2 separate regions of the Mus musculus genome follow, and region 2 is linked to region 1. A link is a loop called in an ENCODE intact Hi-C map of the cell type or tissue named here. Cell type or tissue: left cerebral cortex. All regions are shown on one strand.

Region 1 (2,500 bases):
GCAGAAGTGATATTCTGAGCAGTCAGTTTACTGGCATCTGCTGTTAAAACCTGGGCTTCTCTAGAAATATTCTCAGCACTTGCTGTTTGGTTGTTTATCTGTTTAAAGGTAGTTTTGTTTATTTCAAAAAGTCTAGTTTATACACGTATTCCTAAACATTTTGCAAATGACTGCAGTTGAATGAGCTGTTTAACCGAATCTTTGTTTGCTTCTTTTTTTGTGTGTAAGCAACACAGTTCACAAACCCCGGGGAATCCCCTCATTCTCGACTATCTGCGTGCATTATATTAAGAACAAGGTGATACAACTCACAGACCATATGACGCTCAAGAGGAAGGAAGACCAAAGAGTGGATGCTTCAGTCCTACTTAGAAGGGGGAACAAAATAATCAAGGGAAGTAGAAGGCGGAAGGGAATTGGAAGGAAGAGAAGAGGGGGAGAGGAAAAGGAGGGGAAGAATCAGGTATGGGAGGAGATGGAGGAAATATACAGAGGGTCAGGAAATTGAACAGAGGTGTGTAGCAATGGGGGATGTGGAACTGGTGGTAGCAACTAGAAAGTCCCAGATGTCAGGAAAGCAAGAGGCTCCCAAGACCCAGCAGGGAGGACATTAGCTGAAATACCCCACAAAGAGGAGGGAGGACCTGTTGAGACCATATCCAGAGGTTAGGCACGCCCCCCCCACCGGTTGAGAAATGGGGCCACCTACCCATCTTCAAAATTTTAACCCAGAATTGCTCCTGTCTAAAGAAAATACAGGGACAAAGAGTGAAGCAGAGACTGAAGGGAAGGCCACTCAGAGACTGCACCACCTGGGGATCTATCCCACGTGCAGACACCAAACCCAGACACTATAGCGGATGCTAAGATGTGTTTGCTGACAGGAGCCTTATACAACTTTCTCCTGAGAGGTTCTGCCAGATCCTGACCAATACAGATGCGGCAGCTTGCAGCCAACCATCGAACTGAGCACAGGGACCCCAATGGAGGAGTTAGGGGAAGGACTGAAGGAGCTGAATGGGCCTTATGTGGCATCAATGGGAGGAGAGGTTCTTGGTCCTGTGAAGGCTTGATGCCCCAGTGTAGAGGAATGCTAGGGTGGTGAGGTGGGAGTGGGGAGTGGGTGGGGGAGCACCCTCATAGAAGCAAAGTAAGGGAGGATAGGAGCTTTGCAGAGAGGAAACAGGGAAAGGGGATAATATTTGAAATGTAAATAAAATAAAAAATTGTAAAAAAAAAAAGTAAAATAAAGAACAAGGAACAGCTATAGTCACGTTGCTATGGAAGTGGAGTCAACGTGTGGGGATGCAGTGAACTCAGTTTTACACTAGATGGCACCATCCCTTCGAAAATCAAACAAGTACTCATTTGTAAGGAGGCAGCAGAAAAACAAATACTGAATTCAACAGCCAAGTCTCAGTGCTGAGCACACTGGTGTTTTAGGGTGTGGGTGTGCATAATAAAATATATAAGCATACATCATTTATACTATAAATTATAAATAAAAATGGTTCTGTGAGCTGAGCTCCCTCCTAAAAAGACTTAAAAGACTTGGAGACGTTTAGAAGCTTATCCTAAAGTTTACACAGCTTGGAAATCGCAGCGTCAAGAGGCTAATACTGGCTTGTCAGATTCCAGAATCTGTAGTCTTCCTTTCAATATGTAACTGATAGCTACCTGCACAACCGCTCTCTCATTTCCAACCCACCCACACCCTGGCCATCTGTGATAAGGAAATTGCTGTGGTTCCTTGTGGATTTTTTTTTTAATTAGATATTTTCTTCATTTACATTTCAAATGCTATCCCCAAAGCCCCCTAATTCCCTCTCCTCGCCTTGCTCCCAAACCCACCTACTCCCCTTCTTGGCCCTGGCATTCCCCTGTACTGGGGCATATGATCTTCGCTAGACCAAGGGCCTCTCCTCCCGTTGTGGATTTTAAACTCAGCAGTAGCTCTGTGTCAGCTTGGCGATGGTCCCTGGCAAAAGCATTCTCACTCAAGAGTTCTAACTTTTCCTCACCTATAATATTTATCTGTGGCTTAAATATTAAATATAAAGCTTAAACATGATTTCAAAAACTTAGCAGTGTACTTAAAATGTTTTAAATGGTACAGGGACATTCCCCCAATTAACCAAAGTTTTATTTACATTTTATTTATTTATTGGTTTTGGCATTACAATTCAGAAGTGATGTATTCAGTACCAACAGCACATTGACTCATTCGGATGCTAATGACATGAAAATGTGTTGCACTTTTATGAGTCTGGACAGCAGCAAACCACAGCCTCTAGTCATTCCCAAGATGATGAAGACAACTGAGTATGCTTCATTGGTCAACCATGATGTTGAGTAGATTAGGTGATTTAAATACATTTTAAATATACAGTGGGCTTATCAGGTCTTAATCAAATTTTATGTCCAGGATCATCTGTATTTGGTAGCAGTAAATGATCATCCATTGTTGGCATTGGTGGCATCACCTTTAGTATGGAAATCA
Region 2 (2,500 bases), 840 kb after region 1:
AAACTGTTGGAGCCGAGCAGTGGTGGTTCACACCTTTAATCTCGGCACTTGGGAGACAGAAGCAGGCGGATTTCTGAGTTCGAGGCCAGCCTGGTCTACAGAATGAGTTCCAGGACAGCCAGGGCTACACAGAGAAACCCTGTCTAAAAAAAAAAAAAAAAGAAAGAAAGAAAAGAAAAGAAAAGAAAAGAAAAGAAAAGAAAAGAAAAGAAAAGAATTTGCTGTAAAGCAGAAGAGTTAAGCCCCTTGCTGGCTCGAACTACACATGATAAAGAACACGCTACTTTAATATTTTGTACATATACTACACGCCAAAAATTGTGTTGTGCTATACAACTTTAAATTACCTTCACTACATCTTCACAATTTTTTGGAGAGAATTACTCCTTTCACACGTGAGGAAAAAGGAGAATGTGTCGGAGTATCAGAGTCTGTGATTTGAATTCCCAATCTGAACCTAGTTCAGGGATTACTGGTAACCACTATGACAAACTGTACAGAAACGGTCTATCTAGTCTCAAGAAAATAGTAAAAAGTCTAGAAAACCAGAGCGCAGGAAGTAGCCCTCTCAGACTGGCAGGCGGCGACGGGGTCCCTCTCGTTCCACGTGTGACACGGTGTTGTCCCTCCCCAGTTCCCGCGCCGTCCCATGTTCCCACGGCTCCGCGCTCCACCTCCGGGCAGACCGCCACGACTGCCACACGCGGGTAAGGCAGCTGAGGCGAGGACCAGGGCAGGAGGAACGAGGGAGGCGGGCGAGAGCTTACCTGGGCTGCTGGCGGCTGCCGGCTGGTTCTCCCACCACTCGTCTCCCAGATCGTCTGCCATCCCCGTGAGACCCGGACGCGAACTGACAACCAGATGAAAGCAAGGCGGCCGCTCGCGCTCCTGGGCTCAGCTTCACTGGCGGCGTTAGCAACGCTACACGCGGAAAAACCAAGGAACTCCGTCGCCCGCGCCACTGGAGATGACGTCACAGACGCCACGCCCCCCCAGCTGCGGCAGCCAGGGGTGTCGCCGTTTCCACACAGGCTCAGACGTTCAAGATCGGCCTAGAAACTCCAAATAAATGCTCTGTTGAGCCTAGAAATACAAGAAAAGAGTTACCATCGGTTTGGGTTATTTTTTTTTAATATTTAAGTATTTTGTTTTGGTTTATGGCCGAAAAGCCGATGTCGAAAGTGCAAGAACGGATGCTAAGACGATTTTTCTCTGTTGGATTTCAAAGAGCTTGCACCGCGGGAGGAGACCCGAGCACGTGGATGTGTTTTCACTTGGTTGTCAGGGTTCTGGCGTTCCAGCGCCTGTGCAGTTTGTCCTTAGAAACGCACCTGAGAGTTGCTGACGATGAATGTCGGAACTTGGTTGTACATGTGAACGTTGCTGCTCTTTTTCTACAACTTAAGAGGGACGAATATCCTGAAGACCTGAAACATACCACTTCTCTATTTAAAATACTTAATCAGGTTTTGATATTCTCTTTAGAGGACTTGGATTGTGATCTGTCCCATTCAGTACCATGGCCCTTGGAACATGAATAGAACTTGGGGCCTGGTGTGGTGGCGCACGCCTTTAATCCCAGCAATCTGGGAAGCAGAGGCAAGCAGATTCCTTGAGTTGAAGGCCAGCCTGGTCTACAGGGGAGTTCCAGGACACCCAAGACTCTGCAGAGACATCCTGTGGAGGAGGAGGAGAATTGTTTTATTCAACAGTACATTTGTTTCTGTCATCTCCATTAGCCATCTGCCTGACAACAGGTATTAAGAGGTCAGGAAGGCCACAGGCCAAATGCAGCGATTGAGTTGTTTGTACCGGTGCTCATAAGTTACTTTTATAGTAGAACGCTTTGGACAACATAAACTAACCAGAAAGAAAGAGTGGCTTTAATATGGTGCGTCTATACATTCATACTTCGTGTATTTGCTAATTCACCCTTTATAGAAAAAAATACAAGCTCTATTGAATAAACAATATAAATTGTATCTTCCCTTTAACTGTTTTGTTACCAGTAAATAGATATCTGGGTTTATAAGTTAGCCTACCCTAACCCCACCTCCAACTCCAACACCCATATCTGGTACTGTAGAATCCAAAATAAGTTCAAGACCACCCAGCCTCTTCCCCTCTGAAGGGACTTTCAGAAACATAGCAGTCAAAATGACTGAGTCTACAGCTGCCAAAACAAAATGAGCTGTTCTTAGAAAAATAACCATAACAAGATAGCAATTTCCAGAGAAATCCCCCTACCCTGCCCCACACTGAATTCTGAGAAAGACTACAAACCACCCTGACCTTTCTAAAATTCCCTGTGACATTAAGAGCTGTGATGTTAATAGCTGACCTATAAGATCAAAATGTAGTGCTGCTTTGCTGATAATAACCCACCATAAGGGCAGGCAAAGTGAGTCACTAGGCCAAAGGGTTACATAGTCACCCTATACAAACCAACTAATGCGTGAAAGGGTTACTTGCTACACCAATGAGAATAAGCCAGATAGCC

The links. Hi-C counts contacts between places; a loop is a spot of excess contacts. Peaks named below come from ENCODE experiments on the same cell type or tissue, not always from the same donor. Only the 100,000 strongest peaks of a DNase experiment are listed, where the experiment ranks them.
Region 2: a loop joins it to region 1, with 2.6 times the contacts of the local background. A loop is called at or near these places in 4 of 42 quality-filtered maps.

Annotation. Positions count from the first base shown.
Region 1 is chr16:56,770,262-56,772,761 of GRCm38, forward strand. It overlaps Adgrg7 (adhesion G protein-coupled receptor G7), which reads right to left. Exons shown (of 16, transcript NM_172825.3): 5 at 1-98. Among named protein-coding and RNA genes, the nearest start is that of Adgrg7, 24 kb to the right of the region's middle. In left cerebral cortex, a CTCF peak has its summit at 1,326 (motif pointing right); DNase peaks (open chromatin) are centred at 940 and 1,344.
Region 2 is chr16:57,605,899-57,608,398 of GRCm38, forward strand. It overlaps Cmss1 (cms small ribosomal subunit 1), which reads right to left and starts at 969. Exons shown (of 10, transcript NM_025599.3): 1 at 768-969. The coding sequence starts at 828. In left cerebral cortex, no CTCF peak of the experiment used is centred here; DNase peaks (open chromatin) are centred at 978 and 1,201; H3K4me3 peaks cover 1,260 bases; H3K27ac peaks cover 631 bases.